Regions from separate parts of the Homo sapiens genome. Here all the other regions are linked to region 1. The links are chromatin loops, found by intact Hi-C in ENCODE. Cell type or tissue: ascending aorta. All regions are shown on one strand.

Region 1 (8,000 bases):
TCCTGCCATTGCACTCCAGCCTAGGCGACAGGGCAAGACTCCATCTCAAAAAAATAAACAATAAAAAATAAAAAAAGAAAATGGGTATAAAGTACTTAGTCCAGGACTTAGCACTCCTCTGAGTTCTCAGGGAGCTCACAGTGCAGCATGGTCACAGAGGACCTTGAATTACAAAGCCAGGAGTTTGAACTTAATTCTGTAGGCAGTAGGGAGCCCGCTATGCTTCTGGAGCAGAAGAAGCACGTCAGGATCTTTGGGAAGATTAATTGAAAGTGTATTCAAAATAAAAAAAAGAAAAAAAAGTATACTCAAAAGGGGTGGAGGGAGGAGACCTTCAGGGCTGGTAGTGGCATGTACTTCCTTCACCTCTGCCCACAGTCTGAAAGGCAGACCCAGTCAGGAAACTTTTTTTTTTATTATACTTTAAGTTCTAGGGTACATGTGCACAACGTGCAGGTTTGTTACATATGTATACATGTGCCATGTTGGTGTGCTGCACCCATTAACTCATCATTTACATTAGGTATATCTTCTAATGCTATCCCTCCCCCGTCCCCCAACCCCACGACAGGCCTCGGTGTGTGGTGTTCCCCAACCTGTGTCCAAGTGCTCTCATTGTTCAATTCCCACCTATGAGTGAGAACATGCAGTATTTGGTTTTTTGTTCTTGTGATAGTTTGCTCAGAATGATGGTTTCCAGTTTCATCCATGTCCCTACAAAGGACAGGAACTCATCCTTTTTTATGGCTGCATAGTATTCCATGGTGTATATGTGCCACATTTTCTTAATCCAGTCTATCATTGATGGACATTTGGGTTGGTTCCAAGTCTTTGCTATTGTGAACAGTGCCACAATAAACATACGTGTGCATGCATCTTTATAGCAGCATGATTTATAATCCTTTGGGTATATACCCAGTAATGGGATCCAACCAGGAAACTTTGAGGAGGTCAGAGAGACGCAAGTTGTCAACTCTGTTCACCCCAGCTCAGAGGGAGATGGTGGCTCTCTGGGTGGGAGTCATCTCTCACCTAGGAAACCCACCTGCCCAAGCCATCTCATTCCAGCTGTAAAGGGAACAAAGGGGAGGCAAGAGGACAGGGGTTCCACTCATCCCTTTGCTCCATTTTAAACCCTCTTCCTGGCACCTTTAGGTAAACAGCTAAGCCTGTGTAAATTCAACCAGTAAAATGATCTGATTGTCAGTCCTCTGCTGAAAGCCCTTCAGTTGATTTCCGCTGCGATGCCAAAAAAAGCTAAATTGCCTGAGACCCCTGCCCACCTCTCCCACCTCATCTCATGCCACTCTTTTCTCACATTTCAGTTTCTCACATTTACTGACTTCTTTCTTGCCTCCAAGTCTTCGCCTTTGCTGTTCCCTTAGCTACTCCAGCATTGGCTCATTCTCATCTTAAAGGCCTCGGCTTGAATGTTGCCATCTCAAGAAGGCCTTTTCCAAACATCCTGTTCAAAGTAGCCCCCACCAACTTATGTGGTCATATTTTACAGGGATGAGGCTCTAAAGACCATATTTAAGGCAAGAATCATATGGTCAAAATTATCATTGAAAATCCCTTAGAAAGCTATCATATTGGAATCTTGTTCATCACACGCCCTTTCCTTTCCTTTCCTTTCCTTTCCTGTAACATGCCAGACACACTTACAACCCCAAATCTCTGCATAGATCTCTCTCCCTCATCCCTTCAGGTCTTTGCTCAAATGTAATGTTCTCAGTGAGAACTTCCTGACTACCCACTTCAGGCTGGGAGTGACGGCTCATTCTTGTAATCCCAGCACTTTGGGAGGCTGAGGCAGGAGGATCACTTGAGCCCAGGAATTTGAGGCCAGCCTGGGCAACATAGTGAGATGCCATCTCTAAATCAAACAAACAAAAAAACTGTAACATTTCCATTCCTGCCCCAGCATTCTATAATCCCCTTCAGAGCCTTACTTTTTCCTCCATAGATCACTGTCTAACATATTATACATTTCACTTAGAATTAAGTTCTGAGGGCAAAGATTTGTTTATTTTGTTCACTGCTGGGTCCACAGTGCCTAGAATACTGTCCTTCATGTAGATGTTCAAGAAATTACTGAATGAAGGAATGAATCTTTCAGGCCTCAGCTTGGGTGTCTCTCTCCTTTCTCTTACTTTCTATTCCTTCATTAGGGGTTCCATCTCCGGGCTTTCATGCATCCTGTATTTGTCCCTATTAAAGAACTACTGATCACAATGTACTGTAGTTTTCCTCTCTAAATACTTGTCTTCCTGCGTATCTAATCCTATTGATTCCATAAAGACAGGGAGTGTTTCTCCTACTTTCTAGTGTGATCTGGAACCTAAGACTGTGCTTACCACAGAGTAGACACTTAGTGTCTTTTGAATAAACTAGTTTGGGTGGTGGTGGTGCGGTACCCCTGAATGGGAGTGGGGGATGTGGCTCCTTGTCAGCTCCTGAATAGGTCTAGATCCTGCACTAGGAAGACCATTGACTGGCATGAGCTGGGGGCCTTTAAAATAACCTCAGAATAGCACCTGGGAACAAGCCAGCTCCATACACTAGTGAGCCCCAGGCAGGGAGGCACGTAGGACCCCCCCAATAGCGCTTTCTGTTTTTCCACTCAGTTAGGTGACCTTGGGGTAGGATCGCCAAATAAAATACAGGACATCCAGATAAATTTGAATTCAGAAAAACAATGAGTAATTTTTTAGCATACGTGTCTCATTGCAATATTTGGGATAGTCTTATACTAAAGCATTACTCGTCGTTTACCTGAAATTCAACTTCAACTGGGCATCCTGCATTTTATTTGCTAAATATGGTAACCCTACTCTGGCAAGTCCCTGTACGCTGCATGTCCCTCTCTGGGTTTCGCTTTCTCCATCTGTGGAATGGGCACAGTTCTGTGAGACTTGCCTCAGGGATTCCTCAGGCTGAGCAAATACCCTCATGGATCGTCCCTTTGTCCTGGTGAGTCGTATGGGAAGCGCGCTTGTCTGAGGAGTTTTTCGCTGTGTAAATATGAGAAGCTCCTTCCTCCAAAAGCCTCCGTTTTCTCATCTGAGCATATGAGACTCTCAGAAGTGGAAACGATTGCCTGGCGGAACCATGACTGCTCAGCTTCCAGCCACCGGAACCCCCAGCTCACGGCCCCCATCCCTTGAAGCCACGGTCTTCCGGTAGCGTAAAGTCACTTCCGTATTCGAGAGCCTTCTAGGCTTCGAGCCACGCGATGTCGCGCCCTCTGGCGGCTGGGAGGAGGGACCGACTTTACCAAACGGTGAGAAGGAACAGGGAAGTCCATTGGTTGAAAGACGGAGAGGCGCAGCTCAGTCTTCCAACCTCAACCAATGTTAAACCGAACCTTCGCCGAGGGCGGGGCTCTCACGGGAAAGGGGTCAACCCGGGACTGAGGCGGCGTGGGAAGCGGGCGACCTTATCTCTGCTCAGCTGGAAAAAGGCCCAGGGTAACACCGGAAGTGGGCTTATTTGCGCATCAGCTACTTTCGCTTCTACTTAAAAACGGAGGATCTGGGTAAAAGAACCGAAAGGCTGTACGAACCTAAGACTTGTCTCCGATGTCCTTCTCAACCATCAATTTCATATGCGAGGGAAAACACCTGCTGGGTTCACGCAGAATATAAAGGTCTTTGAAATAATTCTTGATCTCTAGGCCAAGGAGTTTTACATTTTAAAATAATCAAGCGTGCCTACTGCTTGCCAGGCCCTGCTCTCGCCTTCACTCGCATTATTCAATTAATCGACACAGGCCTGTGCAGTGCGTCTTAATGACAAGGACTCCTACCCTCCACTGCCTGTGTTGGAATCCTGGTTCTGCCAGTTATTAGCTGTGTATCCTGGCCTAAGTTACTCTCTGCCACAGTTTCTGACTCTGTAAAATAGGATAATAGTATCTACCTTATACCATTATTCTAAAGATAAATAAATTTAACATATTTAGGTTGGGCACGGTAGCTCACACCTGTAATCCCAGCACTTTGGGAGGCCGAAGGTGGAAGGATTGTTTGAGCCCAGGAGTTCAAGACCAGCCCGGGTAAAATAGTGAAACTCCCCACCTCTCCAAAAAAAAAAAAAAAAAAAAATCAGCCAGGCGTGGTGGCAAGCACCTGCGGTCCCAGCTACTCTGGAGGCTGAGGTGGGAGGAGGATTGCTTGAGCCTGGGAGGTCGAGGCTTCAGTGAGCCGTGAGTGGGGCACTGCACTCCAGTTTGGGCAACAGAGTGAGACCTCGTCTCCAAAAGAACAAAAAATTTAACGTATTTAAAGCACTCAGAACAGCACCTGACACATGGTAACCACAGTAACCAGGTAAGTTATTTTCATTTACAAATTGAGAAATGAGGCTTACGTATGAAGTAACTTGTCTAGAACAGATAGCAACTAGTGGAGGCAGATTGGGAAAGTCTCTGCCTAATCTGAATCTCAATCACTATACCTGCCCCACCCTCTTCCTGTGTCTACAGGGAGCCTGTTATGATCCTAATTGCCTTTAAAGCATCAGATGTATTTATTTGGTAGCATCCTATTACAAAGTGGCTGCTCTCTGGGCATTTTTGTAATTTTAATGAAGTTGGTGAGGTCCTATAACTTGTCTCTCAGACCAGGGGCAAGGCTTCTGGGAGAAGTCAGAATGGATGGCTTCAAGATCCACCTCCTACTAAATCCTACTTATGGAAAAATCAGTAGAAATGAACTTCTGAACATGTTTCATTTGAGATCTTTTCAGATATCCAAGTGGAGATAATTGTGATTTGGTGTGGTAAGTGCTGTGTTAGTGGAAAGCACAGGGCACCAAGGGAGGTCTGATTAGGGATAGATAAAGCTGCCGGCCAGGATTAGGACAGGCGTGGCAAAAGCAGCAGGTCTTGGTGAATGAGTAGGAGTTGGCCAGGTAGAAAAGTCTGGGGAAGTTGAGGGGAGCATTCCAGACCAGGGCACTGGCGTGTACAAGGGAATGGTAGTTTGATGATTCAGAGCCCTTTCTGGGAACCGGAGTATAGGATGGAAGGTAAGAATGGAATGGAGATTGGGGGCATATTACGAAGAAGTGATCTAAGAAGACACTTCTTATCAACTAAGACAGACCCTAAGATTAAAGAAACCAAAGTTAAAGTTACTTATGGGTTGGGGGTTCATCATATCCCTCCTAACTCTGATTTACAACCCAAGACCACTACAACTCTGATTGGACAGAGGACCGGCCTTACAAACATTCTCTTCTGATAAGCAACTGCAGACCTTAAGCCAGTTTCACCAGCTGATAAAGGCGGTACACAGACTGTCTTTGGGTCCTGTGGTTCATCTTTTGATATAAAGAGTCAAATTCTACCTCATTTTAATGCTAAAATTCTGCCCCAAAGTGAGCATGGGATGAGTGTTACATATATGTTTACGCATTGTGCATGCACTCAGCTCCCCTCATAAATATATATAGTCTTCCCCCACAATCTGCTAAATATGTATGACTCTTTTGTGTAAATATGGACCTTGTGAGGCATAAAACCCAACCTGCTCCTTCCCTTCTCGAAGAGAAAACACATTTGGTCCACACTGGAGATTCTCTTCCTGGTTTGCAAACTAATATCACCGATAAAGCTCTCCTTTTCTACTATTTACCCATTCTGGTGATCTTTTGGACAATAAAGGGTGATGTTCCGAAGTATCAGCAAGTCATCAGAATTTCTGAGCGGGGGAGAGAGGAGGTCAGCTTTGCACATTATTTATTTATTTATTTTGAGACGGAGTTTTGCTTTTGTTGGTCAGGCTGGAGTGCAGTGGGGTCATCTTGGCTCACTGCAGCCTCTGCCTCCCGGGTTCAAGCGATTCTCCTGCCTCAGCCTCCCGAGTAGTTGGGATTACAGGCATGAGCCACCATGCCTGGCTAATTTTGTATTTTTAGTAGAGATGGGGTTTCACCATGTTGGTCAGGCTAGTCTCAAACTCCTGACCTCACGTGATCCACCTGCCTTGGCCTCCCAAAGTGCTGGGATTACAGGTATGAACCACTGCACCTGGCCGTAGCTTTGCACTTTAGATGGTGCACTAGGAGGCAAGGAAGAGGATGCGGTAGGCAGTCTCTGAGTTGTCCTTAATGATTTCACATCCCAGTATTCACACCCTGGTGTGATTTCCTCCCGTTGAGTATGGATGGAATTTATTGATTCCATTCTAATGAATAGAATATGTTAGAAGTGACGGGTTGTCATTTCTGAGATTCGATTACAAAAACTCCCTGTGGCTTCTGTTTTGGGCACCTTCTCTTGCTCTCTTGCTCACTTGCTCTTAGGGAACACAGCAGCCATCTTGTGAACTGCCCTGTGGGTAGGTCTATGTGTCAAAGAACAGATGACTAATCAACGGCTAGCAAGGACTTGAGGACTTCTAACAGCTGTGAGTGAGCTTGAAAGTAGATCCTCCCCCAGGCAAGCCTTAGAATGACTGCAGCCCCAGCCAACACCTGATTGCAGCCATGTGAGAGGCCCTAAGCCAGAGGACCCAGTTAAGCCATACCCAGGTTCTTGACCCTCAGAAAGGGAGATAAGTAATATTCGTGGTTTTAAGTTTTACCTAATTTTAAGGTAATTTGTTAGGCAGCAATAGATAACTAATACAGAGGGATTAGAAGCAAAGACAGAAGTAGAGAAATTAGGAGAGGGTGGTGGTTGTAGGCCATCTCTCTAATAATGAGAACCTGAATTGTGCAGTGGCTGTGCAGGTGAAGAGCAGAAGATGAATTTGAGATATGTCTGGAAAAAGAACAGAAGACATTTGGCAATGGAGTTGGATGTGGGAAGGAGGGATAAGGCAGAGGAGAGAGCAATGCCAGTGTTTGGTAATGTGAGGGATGGTATTTGCTAGAGCTGCCAGCATGCAGGTCACTGGGGATGAGTTTTAAAAGTGGCTCCTTGAGATTTCTGGCAACAACAAGATAGATCAACAAAGCAGACTCAAGGTTGGTCAAAGAAAACAGCCACTGTGAGCTGGGGAAGAAATAATGCAGAAAAATAGAATCAAGGAAGAGCTGGAGGGAATTCTCTTTCCTGAGTTTGATTTACTTGTCAAAGTGTATGGTATACCATTCTCCTCTTCATCTAGCCATTCTCTCCACAAATGTTTACTAAGTGCTTTCTCTGTGCTAGGCACTGGGGACAAACAAGTAAACACACAAGTCCCTGCCTTCATACTGTTCATAACTTGGTTGCAGAGAAACAGTAAGATTGAGGCTAGGACTTTTTAGCCACTCCTGCAGGGCTCTGAGGGTCTAAATCTGTGCTGTCTGTTATGTTAGCCACCGGCTTCCTGTGGCTATGAGACACTTGAAATGTGGCCAGTCCAAATTGAATGTGTTATAAGTGTAAAATACACCCTAGATTTCAAAGATGTAGTTCAAAAGAAAAGATTGTAAACGATTTCAATAATTTTTAAATATTGAATATTGATTTTAGTATTATCATTGGATAACATTTTGTATGTTTAAAAGAAATAAAATAAATAATTAAAATATATTAAATTAATTTCACACATTTCTTTTTAAATTAGTGAAATTAATTTAAATAATAGATTTTACTTATTTTGGCTATTAGAAAATTTAACAGCCAAAATATGGCTATTAGGAAATTTAAAATTATCTATTAAATATACCTCACATTATATTTATGTTGGACCTCACTGACTAAATCTGTATTCCCTACCAACTTTATCTCTCTCAGTGACTTTAATTTTAGTTAATGAAAGGTTTGTTTTTTTTTCATTGAAAGTAACAGAAACCTTGAGGGGAAATGAAAATTAAATGTTAGGGGAATTGATTGCAAGGGCCTTCTGAATCAAGGCATGGTTGATTGAGCAGTCTGGGCAAGGAGCAGGCTCGAGGGGCCTTCGCAGCAGAGCTTCACAGGCATTAATGTGACCGGGCTCCATTTTTGAATTTGACATCCCACATTCCAATTTCTGAGAAGACAGACTCTGATCAGCTCAGTT
Region 2 (8,000 bases), 240 kb after region 1:
TGGGAGTGGGGCAGCGCCATCTCTGGGCTTACAGAGAGGAAGGGGTGGGAGAGAGGAAGAATGAACAGGATGGTGGGAGGCAGGAACAATGCAGGCCCACTGCTTTGTGTCTCTGGGGAGAGGTTCTTTGTGGAGCTGCAGCTCACAGCTGCTCCATAGAAAGTTCTGTGGAGCCACTGGTCTCTGTACTGCATTCTAGCCAGGCACTGTTAGCCTTAGGCCCTCGGGCCTCAAGCCTGTCACCTGCTGGTGTTTACCTTTACATGGGGTCTCCACCAGACTCTGCAAACCCTCAATAGGCTTAGACCCCCCAGATACTTTCAGCTTTGGGTCAGAAACAGGAAAGGCTGAGGAGGCCCCAGATTACTGTAAGAACTGAGAGGGACGATCTGGCTTGAGATGAAGAACAGTGTTTGACTCAGCCAGCTATGGCCCCCAGTCCTGCCACTTACTACTTAGGTGACTTTGAGTGCGTGACGGATGTGGTAAGCTCCTGGAGAACCTCTCTGAGCTTCAGTTTGCTCATCTGTAAAATGGATAAAGACAGCTACCGGACAGGGATCTTTCCAGGGTTTAAAGAAGCGTGATGCATACAATGCAGGGCACGTTATCTAGCACACGACGGACGTCCTGTGAGTGCTGGTCCCGTTTCTGTCCAGTTTTCTTGAGAACTGAGTTGCCTAGCAGCCTTAGGAGGAACCCAAGAACTAGTCTTTCTTTTGAACAGTGTTAGAACTTGGGGGGCTGGCTTAGATTTAGAGAGAGGTTACATTTCGGCCTGGGCTGGAAGGGGGTTCTCAGGAAGGCCTGAGACGCAGATGGTCCGCCAGGGCATGCGGATTGAATGAGAAACTAGAAGAAGTGCTCATCTGGGGTCTCAGCTGTAGTCCAAGCTGCTTTCAACGCATTGAAAGAGCCCCCAGTCTACCCTTCTGAGCCTCACTTTCTTTTTCCATAAAAGGAAGAGGCTGGGCCACTTTCTGGAGAAAGCCATGCCAGACAGTGAGAAACATCTGAAGCCACAGGGCCGTGAGGCCTCCGTGGGGAGGTGCCTTTCTTGGCTCAGCGGTGACCACTGGAATGCAGCGACTGACCCTTTGCCCCTGGGTGACTTCTGAAGCCTCAAGAAGGTGAATGAGGGATTTTGACCCCGTTTCCTCCTAACTCAGTGCCATGTGCGCTGCTTTGCTTTTCTCTGCCTGGGAACCTTCCCCACTCTGTCTGTCAGGTCACATGCTCGTGCCGCAAGGCTCATGTGCCATGTCCTCTGAAGGACGGCATCTCTGACCCATTCTGCCTGACAGGCAGCTGACCATCTGTGCCCACACTGTACCTGGTACTTAGTCCTAAAATAGAATTTATGAAGTGGAATGGATTTGCTTCTATATCTGGTTCCCTTCTTTTGACTGCACACTCTAGGGAAAAATAAAAATCCTATCTTATTTTGACAAAGATGTATTGAGATATATTCTTGATGTATTTTCTCAAGAAAAAACCCCACAGATTAGATTGGATGGTAAAATGGTTTGAGAGAGGACTGAGGTTAGTGGTTGTCTCAGGGATGCGATCAGCGTGACCCTCTCTTTAATGCAAAGCCATGTGCTTCGCCACTCTATTTATTTCTATGGTAAAACAGGGTGGTCTTGTTACCTAGATCGATAGGCCTGGCTTCTTGGGCTCTTGGCAGATTTTCCCATTAAAGATTGCCTACAATGGGCAGCACAGGGAGAGTTTTAGTAGGCAGGGAAAGGGGTCTAGCAGGGCATGTGGATTCATCGGACCTGCCTCACAAGCAAGCTCCTAGATTTATTCTCAAGTGTTACCCTCACTAGCAAGCCTTTCCTAGCTCCTCTCCTCAAGCCACATAGCTCTTCTGTTCTGACAGTGTTCAGAGCTTAGATCTATTATGGCATATGCACTGCACTCTCTGTCTCCCCAGCTACACTGTGGAGGGCAGGACCTGAGTCTCATTTATCTCTGCACACCTAGAATTGGCAACATGATTGGCAAATACTAATCAACAAATGCTTGCTGAATGATGAGAAAAATAAACTTCCTACATTCCCATCTCTCTGTCTGGTTCTTACATGCTTCTGGCTAGCCCCTGGCCTTTTTGCTGAGTCTTGGAGAATTTCAAAATAGTTCAACTGCCTGCCTCCAGCCACTCCAGGTTGTGCCCACAGCTCCACCGCTGTGGCTGCGTACCCTGATTCATCGCTGTGCCTACAGTGCAGAAGGACTCCTTTATTCCAACTAACATGGCTGCCCTGCGTAAAGTTAGACCAGAAGCATGGCACAGAGCCAGGAGCTGATGGACATTTTGAGATAGGGAGGGAGGAGAGAGAGATCCATGGCTGGTATCTTTGCAAATCCATGGGAAAAAGGAAAGTGTGAAAGTCTCCTCCTGACTCACGGCCCTGAGTTTTCTGGGAAAGGATTCCTGCTTCCTGAAGACCTTACCTGGTGCAATGAGGGGGTGGGCAGCCACAGCAGGAACCGTCCGGCTGAGCCCAGCCCGGCCTTCCATGCTCCCTGGCACACTGCTGTTGCCATCTCCTTTCTTGTGTGGCTCCATCACACTGTCAGCTATGCCAGGCTTGGCACCTGCAGGGGAAGCCTGAGCAGTATTTCTGCTCTGTGCTGGGGTAGGCAGAGGCTGGCTACCGCCCGGCGTGGGTTTCAGGGCCAAGCTGGGCAGGACAGGCTGAGTGGGGGTGGGGCCCGAGGCTGCTGCCGCTGGTGTCTGCTGTGTTCGGAGGGTCAAGTTCTGTACCTGGAAAAGAGGGGTCTGTGGGAGTCCAGAGAATGTGGCAGGAGCAATGCCAGTATACAACTAAGAGGGAGAGAGGGATGGATCCAGGAATGGCTGAATAGAACAGGAGGTTGTCAAATCAGAGAGAGAGAATGTGTTAGGGGCTAGAAGAGGAACCAGAAGCACGTGGAGTTGCTAAAGAGGGCCAGAGGGTTCGCTGTGACTGCATCCAGCAGCAGAAGAGGCTGAGTTCTGAGAAGGACCTGCTGCCCAGCTGGGCGGGCAGGGGTGGGGAGGCCAGGCTCTGTCCCTTCTGTTGCCCTCCCTCCTCCCCAACACTTTCAGGATTGGATGCACACCACCCAGAAATAATTCCCAGTGAGGGGGAGCATGGGGCTTCCCACACTGGAAAAGGCCAGGGCAAAAGTGGAAGTTAACTGACCAGGAAGGCCACCGGGCAAATATCTTGTCTCAGAATAAGGTTGCCACCGGCTCTTCCAAGACGGCCGGCATGCTTACTCAGCCCGGTCCCTGGCGCCCTCTGCTGGACACAGGGAGGCTGTGCCAGACTCTGAAAATCCGGCTACCAGCCCTGTCCCATCACCCTCCCCATTCCGTAGATGAGGATGGGGAGATGCGAGTGCTAGGGGTTCCTTCCCCGGCTGCCCACAGAATCTTCCCAGCCACGGTAGTATCTGTGCGCTCCTAGCAGAGCAGGACACGTCTCTGCTCCCTCTTACATGTCATTTTTCTCGAGTCCTAGCAGCACTACCGTGTGTAACCGGAGCGGGACTTTCCACTTATGAAGCAGCAGCAGCCAGACCAGCTATGCTGGGGCAGGTGTAAAGTATGGAGGGTAGCACAGCCCACCCCTCCCTGGCAAATCATGCTGGCCTCAGCAGGCTGCCCTCTGGCTCCTGACCTGTGTTTGAGGGAACGAAACAGAGCCAGGAGGGACTGAGGCCTTCTGGAACAGGGTAGACGCGCAGGCCTGGGGGCATTGGGGTGTCCTGTCTCCCGCCTGCTTTCCTAGCTGATCCCGGCCTCTCCTTGTGCCCCTCCCCAGTATCAGTGCCCCTCTACAGGGGTGCCCACCCCCCTGCCCTCCCACAAGCATGGAGTCCTCACCTGGGCGGGGGTGGGGGGCCGGGCGGGGGAGCCAGTGCCGAGCTCAGGCTGCACAGTAGCGACGGTGGCCGTGGGCGTGAAGATGAGCTGAGGGGACAAAGGAACAGTGCCGCCTAGGCTCCTAGCTACCTGCACCAGGTTACCTGGCTGGGCCTGGAATCACAGGAAACGAGGCGCCTTTTACCTGCTCGATGTGGACTCAGCCACAGGACACAACTGTTTAGCCCAGGAGCGGCTATGAGGAAGGGCAGGACAGTAGAAGCAGAAAGGAAGGGGGAGTCCAAGGGGAGCGCCTGCCTTTCTCTAGAGGCTCGTTGCATCCTGACCCAGGCTGGGTGCAGGGGTGGGTGGGGAGAGCCGCTCTGGGGCTACACCAAAGCCGAGTTCCCTTCAGAACCCTCTGTGAGGGGCTCATCCTAGAGGAGACCGATATCCCCAGGATACGCTGAAGCCACCACCTCCTTAGCGTCCTGGGAAGCGAGATGGATGCCCTAGGACCACCTTCCAGGTCTAACCCACTGCTGAACCCAGGGCTGAGCCAAGATGAGACTGCCCTCCAGGGGATCAAGTTCGATGTATCCTTTTGGTCATTTTCTAGTCAAAGTTAGATTCAGAGGGGCCTAGAGACAACAACAGCAGAGGAAGCGGACCGCCTGGAGCCGTCCTCATGTCTGAATCCCATCCTGCAGGGTGCAGGATCCATGGTGTTCTCTGCATGACACCTCGACCTCCGTGGGAGTCTAGCTCTGCATCAGTGTGGATGTGCTGGTGCCTTGACAGGGTGCTTTCCCTAGAACTCTGCGATAGCGCAGCTGTGCTTTTTCCTCTGTGGGTGTATGCCCTGCTCTGGGGAGGGAGGCAGACAGGCAGGCATCACGACCCCAGTGGAGTAGGACATAGGGACAAGCAACCTGCAGACACAGTCAGCTTTGGGCAGCAGCATCACAGTGTGGCTGTCCAGTTCCCGAGGAGATGGAAGTCTATTTCATGCCTTGTGTCTAAGAGGCTGTTCCCTGGGGATAGAGATGCGCCTCAAATGATGAACTCAGAGCCAAGAACAAATGTGCGGGAGCAAGACCAGACAAGCTCCGAGGGTCACGTCCTGGCCATAAGAGCAAAGGGAGGGGTGGGACTGTGTTACTTTCGGGATAGTGTGTCAAGAGCCCGAAGGAGCAGACTTCAGAATGGGAGGTATGAGACACGACCCACAGTGACTGAGCCCTAGCTGGGGCTGCATGCTACTGCCACCCAGGGAGTATGCTGCCATTTTCCCAGGGCATTCTCCTAAATCTTAGGGACCTGGTAGGCTCCTAAGGACCTTTGCACCCCTCAGGGATAGGTGCAAAGGAAAGAGTTGGTGCTATCCTGAGTATATCCTGCCCAAACAAGCTCACCTGACCCTGATTAGAATGGGGGCCGCTGGGAGGGCAATGGAGGCACGCTGAAGCTGGAAAGCATCTTTGGCCCTTGAGTTAGAGGTGGCCAGTCCTTGTAAGGATGGTGGGAAGGGGAAGACTCCATTTCTGTCAAGTATATGGATGTCTGGGTGTCCAGGACCACCTGGGCATGAACCACTCTGCCCATCCTGATTAATTTTGAGGAGTTTCTGATAAGGGGACACTTCTGTTTCACTCTAGGAGGAGAAGGAAAGGTGGCATCGCAGGAACTTTCTCTGTTTCAGTCTGGAGCCCCACCCTTCATGACTCTTCGAGGCTGTACCAAAGCTCCCACTCAGCCTTCCAGGCCCCCTTCTTTATCCCACCCCTTATCTCCTGCCCCTGCCCCTAGTGCTTCCTCCCCACCCTTCTCCAGCTCCCAGCTCCCAGCTTCTCTGCCTCTGTCCTCCTGGTGCCTCTGAGCCATGGCCCTGGCCATGGGTACTCACCATCTGTGCCCTCAGATACATCTGTGCTTGGCTTGCAGTCAGGGCTGGGGAAGACGTGTTGCCCAAGAGCACAGCCTGCTGAGCGATGCCTGAGGCTGCTGCAGAGTTCACACTCTGGGCCCGGTTGAGGAGCTGGGCTGCTGCTGGGGAGGCTGCCAGGTTGATCTAATGAGAGAGACATGTGCGGTAGGAGATAGGAGGTTCTGTTGGTGAGCTGTGTCCCCCTCATCCATTTCTTTCTCCCCCCTCTTTTGCTCCTTGGTTTATTCAGCCTCCTTCAGGAACGTCTGTGGTCCTTGGCTTTGGAGCAATCCCCCAGCCCTGTCCCATCTCTGACCTTGGTGCAGAGCTGCAGGGGGATCCCATGTTGAGAGAACTGAGCTATCCACAGAGAGCCCTGACACTGGGAGGATGACAGGGAGTTACTAACCTAAAGGTCAGTAAGAGACATGCCCTTTTCTTTTTCTTCCCGGTAAGGGCAATAGATTCCAGCCATGATGCTACATGGCCACGGATTCACCACAACTGGGTCTGGGAACTTGGGCATTTTGGTCCTGGGGCTGTGGACTCTGCTGCTGCTCCCCCATTCTACTCACCGAAGATGACTGGGCCGGGGCCTGCGCAGACACATTGCTGCCTGAAGTGCTTCCTTGTCTATTGGATACCAGGCTTGCCTAGGAAAGAACAAACTCCTCTTGCTAGAGTCCCAGACCTCCCCCAGTCACTCCTGGGCTCTCATCATCCACAGGAGGTGCTGCAGGCTGGTGTTAAGGACAACAGCCTCTGGAGGTCAGCCCCCAACCTGCCTCTATGTGGCCCACAGCAAGTATCCCGCCTCCTCTGTGAATAGGTGAGGATGCTAACAGTACCTGCCTGATAGGATTGCTGAGAGGACTGAATAAGGCAAGGCATTGCCACTGAGCACTCCAACTATTAGGCCACCGCCTTCGGTGTGTGGAGCCCTCCACTCCACCACTATCACACCCGGCCACCACCATCACACCCAGCCACCACCATCACACCTGGCCACCACCATCACACCCAGCCACCACCATCACACCTGGCCACCGCCATCACACCCGGCCACCGCCATCACACTTGGCCACTGCCATCACACCCAGCCACCGCCCCCCACAGAGAATTTGCAGACATGAGCTGGAGTGTCCAAACTGCCCTTCTCCCCATGGCCGGCTTCTCATCCTTCAAGTGTCAGCTCCAGTGTTACTCCAACAGACAGGCTTTTCCTGACCATGCAATGCAAGGCCGTCTACCTTGCCCTTCAGTCAGAACAATCTGTTCTTCTCTTTCATGGCGCTTATTGTAACTTAGAGATTTAAATATTTTGTTTCCTTGGCTATTCTGGTTCCTGTTTACTTGCTGTCTCCTATTGTAAGTGCCAAGAAGACAGGGTGCTCAGTATACCCAGTGCTTGATACAAACTTTGCATGCAGAAGGTACATAAAATGTTTTTCTGAATGGATAAATGAATGTGTTCTTCTCAGCTAAGGAGGAGAGAGAGCAACAATGGGCAGACAAGCTAAACAGGCAGTGCCCTTCGTTCACGAACGCTTCCCTGGAACCCACAGTCCTTTCCCTAGACCTGCGGTAAGGTGGTTAGGAGAGGGGCTCCCCGGCACTTCTTCCATGGGCTAGCATTCCGCCGCTATAGTCACTAGCTGCATGACCCTGGGCTCTGTCCTTCATCTGCCAAAAGGAGATAATGACAGTAGTGCTCGTGTCACAAGGACTTCTTTAGGTTGCAGGTAAGAGAAGGATGTGAAGCGCAGGTGCGGTGCCTGCTTCCTCTCCCTTTTGCTTCCACAACCAGGATGCCTGGCACCAGCCTCAAGGTCCTTCCCAAGTCTCACCTGCTGTACGGCTGCCAGGCTCTGGAGCTGGGCGCTGCTGAGGTGCTGCTGCTGGAGCGCCGCGGTCTGCAGCATGAGGTGCTGCTGCTGGGCGGCGTACATCTGCTGCAGGTACTGAGCGGCCGTGCTGGGCTGTCTGTGCAGGGCCTGCTGGATCACCTGAGAAGGGAGGGAGGGGGAAGAGCCAGGCTGGTAGCTGCCACACAGAACACCCCTTTGGCAGTAATGCCTTGCCCACCCCAGGTCTCTATAACTGCTCGGGAGACACCAAGATCTGTGACCACCACCACAGCCAATTGTGGCCACTCTCTAGGGCAGTGGGAGGACAGCTGTTCGCAGAGCTTCTTCATCATGTCTAACTTTGTCT
Region 3 (8,000 bases), 130 kb after region 1:
TAGCCCTGAGTGTCACTTCACAGCTCCCCTCTCTTTTCTGGCCCTTCAATGTGTCAAACTCCTCCCTGCCCCAGAACCTTCACGTACTGTTCTCTCTGTTGGAAACACTCTTCCCTGGTGTCAGCTTAATTGTCCCTTACTCTGGGAATCCCTCCCTGATCTTCTCTCAGACACTTCCAGCCTCGTATGAGACCTAATTAAAGCATTACTTCAGTAATTATTTGCTAAATTCTTTCTCCTGGGACAGACAGTGGAAGAGCTCACCCATGTCCAGTCTATTCTCTTTCCAGAGGAGCACTGTATTTCCCAGCCTCCCTTGCAGTAGGCAGGACCATGTGACTAGTCTTGGCCAATGGATGGTGAGAAGGGGTGGGTGTGTCACCTCCAGGCAGAAGCAGTGAAAAATCCATGCCTGAAAAAAATCATCCATTCTCGGCTGGGCGTGGTGGCTCACGCCTGTAATCCCAGCACTTTGGGAGGCTGAGGCGGGCAGATCACCTGAGGTCGGGAGTTTGAGACCAGCCTGACCAACATGGAGAAATACGTCTTTACTAAATATACAAAATTAGCCAGGTGTGGTGGCATGTGCCTGTAATTCCCAGCTACTCGGGAGGCTGAGGCAGGAGAATCACTTGAACCCAGGAGGCAGAGGTTGCGGTGAGCCGAGATTGCATCATTGCACTCCAGCCTGGGCAACAAGAGTGAAACTCCATCTCAAAACAACAACAACAACAACAACAACAACAACAACCAGAAAAACCATCTATTCTCTTTTCTTCTGCCATGGTAACTGAGAAGGTCACAAGTTCCAGTGGGTGCAGCTCCAAAATGGAAGGGACTCCTCAGTCTAGGTCTCTGAGTGACTAAAGTAGAGAAACCATGATGGGCATGTGGCACAAGTGGGCAATAAATGACTCTTGTGCTATGTCACTGAGATTTTGGAGTTCTTTGTTACTGCGGCATAGTCTGGTTAAGACAGTGCTCTATTTGTGCAGAGCTGGGGTCTTCCTCACTGCTGCCTCTCCAGAGCCTGGGACCCTAACTGAAACACTGGAGTAGGTGCTTTGTAAATACTTGAATGAGTGAAAAAACAGAAAGTGTGAGACATGGTTCCTTCCTTAAATAATGTACTCTAATCCAAGAGATTGATTCTTATACACACAATAGTTAGAATACAATTAGGGGCTAACTGCTAAAAAAAGAAAGGGAGAGGGGTTAATGGGCTGGAGCTGCCATGGAGGGCCTCCTAGAGGAAAGCTTTGCAGAATTGGAGAGGATGACAGTGGGCTTGCTGTCCATCCATTCAGCAAACATTTATTCCGATGCATCGTGATGAGTGTGTTGCCAGCAGTGTGGCAGAAGGACCATGGACACCTTGGGAACCAAAGGAAAGTGCCCTTTCTATGTGAAGGATCTAGAATGGCTTCATACAGGAGGTGATGTTTGAGCTGACTTGATAAGTAAGTATTCACTACAGAGATGAGATGAGGAGAAAAGGACTAAGAATACCAGACAGAGGGAACAGCATGAGCAGAGGCCAGGCATCATGAAGGTGGATGGTGTGTTCAGAGACAGGGCAGCATCTAGTATGGCTGGATTTGGGGGGAAAGGGGGATGGGTGCCAGTGGCAAAGAGCTGAGCTCAGTCTCTCCATCCCTAGCTTCCTGCACCTCACCCCAACTGCCTCCAACCAAATCATATTAATAGCATCTTGGAAGGTTCTGGAAGGCTTTTAAGAAAATGTCTAAGCTAAGACCTGAAGGATAAATTGAAGGTGGTCAGAAAAGGTGAGGCGAAAGGGCAAGGGAGGGTGTTCCAGGCAGAGGGAACAGCATATGCAAAGTCCTCAGAAGTGAGATAGCAAGGCCTTAGATGGCAGCTCACTTTGGCTGGCTGGAGCACAGCTTTCCAGGTGGCTAGGGAGGAGACTCGTGGGGCAAAGGTGGGCCAGCATGTACCCTTCCCCCATAAATCCCTTCCAAAGGCCCCAGCTCAGCACTCAAGGCCTTCAGGATCCTGTCTCCCATCTGCCTCTCCATTCTAAACTTCTGTGCCTTTGCATGTGCTGTTCTAAGTGCCTAGAATGATGATGATAATGATGATATTGATGATAACATAACTTTTTTGAGCGCTTAGAATGTGTTAGGTGCTGTGATGGGCATTATTTCATTGAACTGCTCAGCAATGCCGTGATTAATACCTTTTAAAATTAATTAATGCCTTAATTAATTAAAGGTATTAATTTTAAAATTTATAGACTTTATGTTTTAGAACATTTTTAGATTTATAGAAAAATTGAGATGATATTACAGACAGTTCCCATATATACCTCCTCTAATTTTCCTATGAGTAATACCTTATGTTACTATTTGTTACGATTTGTTATAATTCTTGGTAGATACTTTCCTTGACACATTATTGTTATTAATAACTAAATTCCATAGTTTATTTAGATTGTTTTTACCTAATATCTTTTACATTTAGTAGTTCGTCTGTTTTTTTTTTTTGAGACAGAGTTTCACTCTTGTTGCCCAGGCTGGAGTGCAGTGGCCCAATCTCGGCTCACTGCAACTTCCACCTCTGGAGTTCAAGCCATTCTTCTGCCTCAGACTCCTGAGTAGCTGAGACTACAGGCACGTGCCACGCCTGGCTAATTTTTGTATTTTTAGTAGAGATGGGGTTTCACCACGTTGGTCAGGCTGGTCTTAAAGTCTGACCTGGTGATCCTCCCGCCTCGGCCTCCCAAAGTGCTGGAATTACAGGCATAAGCCACTGCACCCGGCCGTGTCTTTAGGCTCCTCTCTGGCTGTGATGGTTTCTCGGACTTTCCTTGATTTGGATGACCTTGATAGTTTTGAGGGGTACTGGTCAGCCAGCAATTTTGTTGGATAGCCCACTCTTGGAGTCTGTCTGTTTTTCTCACAAGGCTGGGGTTATGGGTTATTGGGAGGAAGACCACAAAGGTAAAGTGTCATTTTCATCACATAGTATCAAGCACATATCAACATGATTTGTGGCTGTTGATCTTGGCCTTGATCACTTGTCTGAGTAGCAGTCATCAGCTCTCTCCCTGTAAAGTTACTCCTTTCCTCTCCCTTTCCATATTGTGCGCTTGGGGAGGACGTCACTATCTGCAGCCTACTCCTAAAGAGTAGGGAGTGATGCTCCCCCTCCCTGATTGTCTACATAAATTATTTGGAATTCTTCTGCACAGACAATTTGTCTCTTCTCTCCCGTTTATTAATTTATTATCTCATTGAATTTCTCAACAATGGGTTGGTCCTCTGATTATCGTCATTTCTGGAAACTGGAAGGCCTTCCTTTCTTCCCCACCTCGCTCACCCCAGAGCCAATTTCTGAAGCCCTCTCCACCTCTCCAGGAAAGAGTGGCCTCCTCTGTGCTCTCCCGCCATGCTTTAACATTCCAACTAATTCATGCCACACAGATTTCTTGTGCCCCTGCTCTGTGCCAGGCACTGTGCTTGGGGATTGAGAACAAGCAGTCCCTATGGGCCCTGTCTTCGAGTTGCTCACAGTGTTTGCCATCCTGTGCTGGACTAGAATCTTCGTGAGGGCAGGGGCATTATCCAGTTTTTTAATAGCTGTGCTCCAGCCAACCAGCTATTAAAAACAGTGGTTGATGTTTACTAGGTCCTCTATGAATATTTACTGAATTTGGAAATGCTTCCTGGAGGACAAACGCTGGCAGATGATTGTTTATCTCTGTGCCCTTCCCGGGGGACTGTGCGCTCCCTGAGGGCAGGGCCAGCCCTGATCCATCCTGGCCCAGCGGTCGGGGGGTGGTGGATGCCATAGAAATCTAAGCCGGTGAAGGGATCCTGGAACCGGCTGCCTCCTCAGGTAGAAGTGTAAGTTTGGAAGCTGACACAGCTCGGGAGGCCGAATCAGGAGGACTTGGTGACTGATTGGCTGGGGAGGGTGAGGCGGGAGGAGGAGTCACACAGATGGCTCTGAGGTCTGGAGCCGGGGGACAGCCGGTGCCACCTCTGATAGACTCTGCGAGAGGAGCCACTGCCAGCTTCGGGCCGCCCCATCCGTCGGGGATCCGGCCTAGGGCTAGGGAGGGGTGGCTGGGCCTGTGCAAACTTCTACTCCCCACCCCTATGTCCTCGTCTTAAAAAAAAAATCGGCCTGGATTTTGAGCAGGTCGTTATCAGGGGTGAGGGTCCATCCTGGGGGTCCCCTCCAGGCGGCCGTCTTCGAGGGAGACCCCCAGGGGCAGCCTGGCACCGCGCGGGCTCGGCCTGGTCAGGGCCGTGGCCCGCCAGGCCCAAGTCCCCAGCCTGCCATCACCCAGGAGTGGGGTGGCGAGGCGGCCGCCGGGCCTGGGCAGGACAATGGCCACGGCCGCCGGGGCCCCGGGAGCCCCCGCGCTGGGGAAGGGGCTGTCCTAGGGCCGGGCGCCGGTGCCCTCCCCGCGCGGCTCAGGCGGGCGGAGGGGGGCGAGGAGTTCCTTTGTGGCTCTGCCTCCGGCGCGGCGCGGGCGGGGGGCGCAGCGCAACTTTGCCAGGCGGTGGCGGCGGCGGCGGCGGCGGCGACGGCGAGCGCGAGACGAGGCCCCGGGGCCCGAGTGGGGGCCCCAGCGCGCGGCCCGCCCCCGCCCCCCGCCCGGCCCCCTCCCCTCTCGCGCAGTCGCCAGCGCCCGGCGCTGCCCACTCGCGGGAGCCCCCGGGGCCGGACGGGCTGCGCAGCCGGAGAGGCGGGGGCCCGACGCGGCCCCCCCGGAGCCGGGCGCCTGGCGCGGGGGCTCGCCGAGCGCACTGGGGGCCGCGCGGCGCTGCAGACCCAGCCTCCCGCCGCCGCCGCCGCCGCCGCCTCGGCGCTTGCAGAACCCAGAAGTGAACAGCAGGCGACCCGGAAGGTTTGCGCGCGGCTCCGCAGCGAGCCAGAGCCGGAGCCCGAGCCCGGAGCCTGTGCCGGAGCCCCAGCCCGGCCCTGCTCGGGCCGCCGGGCGCGGGGCTGCGGCCGCGTCCCGGAGGCGCCGCCAGCACAGCCAGGTCCGTGCGGGCCCGGGGCGCGCGGGGAGCGGGCCCAGCGGCGGCGGGCGCCTGCCCGCGGGAAAGTTGCGCCGAGTTGCGGGCGGGGGCCGGGCCGGGGCGCGGGCGCTGTCAGCGCGGGCCGGGGCGCTCCGAGGGCCCGGGGCCGCCTGCGCCTCGGGCCCGGCCCAGAGCGGCGGCGGCGGCGGCGGCAGCGGGGCGCGCGGGGTAGGAAGTGTCTCCCGCGGCGTGTCTGGGGCTGGTCTCCGAGTGTGTGTGCGTGTGTGTGTGTGCGCGCGCGTGTGTGTGTGTTTTCTTAAGCCGGGCTATTCAAACCCTGCTGCAATTCTCCGGTAAACAATGATTCATGGGGCATAATGCAAATAAACGGATTGCAAACGGCGCGGTTCGCGCACTTTGCAGCCGGCCCGGTGGAGCAGCCAGTGCCGGATTTCTCCCTTTTTTTGCAGATCTGCAGAATATGGCGTCCCTGTCCTGTTTTAAAAATAAGCCAGGCTGCCATTTTTGTTTTTCTTTTGTCTGAAAATTTTAATAAAACTGTCTGAGAATGTGGGAGAGGCGGCTGGAAGCAGAGGGGGCACCCGAAGGGTTGGCTTTTTTCCTTTTCTTTGGCGAGAGCCGCGAGCCTTTCGGGGAGGTGAGACACAATGCAATTGCACTTTAAAGAAAAAAAAAAAGGGAAGCTGCCGGGCGATTTGAGGGGGGAGGGCTGGGAATTTAAAGTTAACTCCGAAAGTTTGCTTTGCTTTGCTTCTCTTTCTTTCTTTCTTTCTTTTTTTTTTTTTTTGGAAGGCGGTGAAATGCCGCGAAAGGATCTCGAGGCCCATTTCTCCCCCAGCCAGCTGCCTTTGCAGGATTTTTGGGAAAAGTTAACTGCCGGTTTCCTCAGAGCTGCGCGGGATGGGGGTGGGGGGGCGGATGTGGAGGGTTGAGGATGGGAGTTTTGGGGGAACTGGGAAACATTTATTTGGAAGGGGCTCTATAAACATGGCATTGTAAGGAGCTAGATCCTCAGATCTGGGGGAGAGGGCCGGCAAGAGGGGCTCAGAATGGGTCCAGGATTTCCAGCAAAGACCCCTGGCATGAGGAAATAATCCTGCTGTCCCACCACCCTGCCCTCGAGCAGTGTGGAACCTTCGGGAGCTGTGTGTGTGGCAGTGGGCCTGTCTCCTTCATGGGTGGCCAGGACCCCCCGTGTAGGCTGGAATCTCGCCCAAGCCCTGGGGTGACCCTTGGACCCTGAGGCAAGTGAGCTTGGCCCTTTGCAGTTGGAGAGCCCCCTCCCCAACCTGGTGGTCCTCCTGCCCCCAGAGGTGGCAGCTGGTGGTAATGTCTTCCCCGACCCCACCCTATGATGAACTTTTGGTTGGGTGCAGGCCTGCGGCCCAGTGGGTCCCGTCTGAGGGAAGGGGCAGGAAAGGTAGTCTGGTTTGCTAGACCTCCTCGGTGTGAGCCTCACCCCTGTAGTATGCTCTTATTCCTTTCTGCCACTCCTGCCCTACGCCCGGGAGGTAGAAGCACTTTGGACTTCGGTTAAGTTCCTGAAGTATCTTGCTGGACAGGTCAGGGCCTGCTGGCTCCGCAGGCTGCCGAGGGGGATCTGAAGGCCAGGCCCACAAGGTCTGGGGTGACTGGTGCTGTCCAAGGCACTGGGGCAGTGTTGGGCCTAGCCTCTCATGTGTCCCCTACCCCAGCATTTCTTGGAGGGGAGACCCTTCTAGTCTCACTCCTGGTTTGTGTCCTGGCTCCACTAGACAGAGTGAGCTCCCAGAAGCCAGAGTCGGGGGTTGAAAGCTGGGGTTAGGGGTTCAGGGCTGTGGAACATGGCATGTCTTGGCCAGAGGGTACCAAGCCAGGTGGTTTTTAGATGGAGGAACTGAGGTCCAGAGAGAGGAAGTGACTTGCCTGAAGTCACGCTACCAGGTAGAAGGAGACTGAGACCGGGACCTGGGTGTTCAGGCTTCCACTGCTGGGCTCCCTCCACTGTTCTCCATGACGGGCCTGGACCCCTGGAAGATCCGTTTTGAACAGAACTGGACTAGAATGGGACAGCACGATCCCTTCACCCCCTCCTACCCCCGCCATCATAATCTTTCCTGAGAGAATTGAACTTCACAGTTTTCACAGTATGGTGTGGTGATTATCACATCAGGTTCTCCCAGAAACTCAGTTAGGGTTAAATTGTCCTAATGGGGATTATGAACCTCATTATAAGGAAACCAAGACTCAGAGAGGTTGAACAGTGGCAGAGGAGGCTTAAATTCAGGCCTGCAGGCTCCTCGCCTGGCCTTTTCCCAGGTGGACTTTGGTGCTGTGGGAAGGACTCTTCTAGGTTTTGGACTCTCTAATTCTTCTGCTGAACCCAGTGACTGTGTAAACATCCAGAGGCCCACCCCACCCAAAGAATGTCAGACTGAAAAGGCTCAGATGTCAGGAGGTCACCTGGGCTCAGAGAGGGGAAGCTACTGGCTGGAAGTCAGTGATTTGGGTCTCAGAACCAGACCCTGATCTCCTGCCTCCCTTCCTCTGTGACACTCAGAGGGACAATGAGCCCCTCTACCCATTGCCAGGCTGCACGGGCCCCAGGATGGCAGGAATTGCTAGTGGATGGTGGTGCTGGTGATGGTGTCATGGAATAACGGCCAGCGCTCCATGGAGACATGAACTTATCCCAGGGACTGAGGAATAGGCTATCTGCAGTCTTGGGGGGTGGAGGCAAGTTGGTCCCACATGGAAAGGAGGAAGCAGGTGTGTGGGTAAGGTGGGGACCGGGTCTGAAGCCAGGCTGGCCCTAGCCCTTCCCTGGGCAGACACTTTCCTGTCTTATCTCTCTGTAAAATGAGGAGCCATTCATTCCTTCTTCTGCCACGGGCTATTTTATTCATTCATTTGTTGCCAGATCATTCCTTTATTCTTTCATTATCCATTAATTAGTTTATTGGTTAGTCATCTCAGTAATCTACCCATCTGTCCTTCTATGCA

The links. Hi-C counts contacts between places; a loop is a spot of excess contacts. Peaks named below come from ENCODE experiments on the same cell type or tissue, not always from the same donor. Only the 100,000 strongest peaks of a DNase experiment are listed, where the experiment ranks them.
Region 2: a loop joins it to region 1, with 3 times the contacts of the local background. A loop is called at or near these places in 47 of 110 quality-filtered maps.
Region 3: a loop joins it to region 1, with 6 times the contacts of the local background. A loop is called at or near these places in 25 of 110 quality-filtered maps.

Annotation. Positions count from the first base shown.
Region 1 is chr1:33,124,119-33,132,118 of GRCh38, forward strand. It overlaps a transcript of AZIN2 not described here and a transcript of ZNF362 not described here. Among named protein-coding and RNA genes, the nearest start is that of AZIN2, 47 kb to the left of the region's middle. RefSeq lists enhancers at 2,696-3,895, 2,962-3,465, 3,423-3,842 and a silencer at 6,413-6,492. In ascending aorta, a CTCF peak has its summit at 3,253 (motif pointing left); DNase peaks (open chromatin) are centred at 2,899 and 3,313; H3K4me3 peaks cover 2,016 bases; H3K27ac peaks cover 1,229 bases.
Region 2 is chr1:33,364,656-33,372,655 of GRCh38, forward strand. It overlaps PHC2 (polyhomeotic homolog 2), which reads right to left. Exons shown (of 15, transcript NM_001385109.1): 3 at 7,634-7,792; 4 at 6,362-6,439; 5 at 5,766-5,930; 6 at 3,881-3,967; 7 at 2,461-2,773. Among named protein-coding and RNA genes, the nearest start is that of PHC2-AS1, 18 kb to the left of the region's middle. RefSeq lists enhancers at 1-691, 2,080-2,983. In ascending aorta, a CTCF peak has its summit at 3,305 (motif pointing left); DNase peaks (open chromatin) are centred at 2,259, 3,025 and 3,286; H3K4me3 peaks cover 512 bases; H3K27ac peaks cover 3,739 bases.
Region 3 is chr1:33,251,637-33,259,636 of GRCh38, forward strand. It overlaps ZNF362 (zinc finger protein 362), which reads left to right and starts at 4,856. Exons shown (of 9, transcript NM_152493.3): 1 at 4,856-5,018. RefSeq lists silencers at 4,245-4,344, 4,787-4,846 and an enhancer at 5,312-5,606. In ascending aorta, no CTCF peak of the experiment used is centred here; DNase peaks (open chromatin) are centred at 3,955, 4,875, 5,345, 5,608 and 1 weaker place; H3K4me3 peaks cover 4,313 bases; H3K27ac peaks cover 4,392 bases.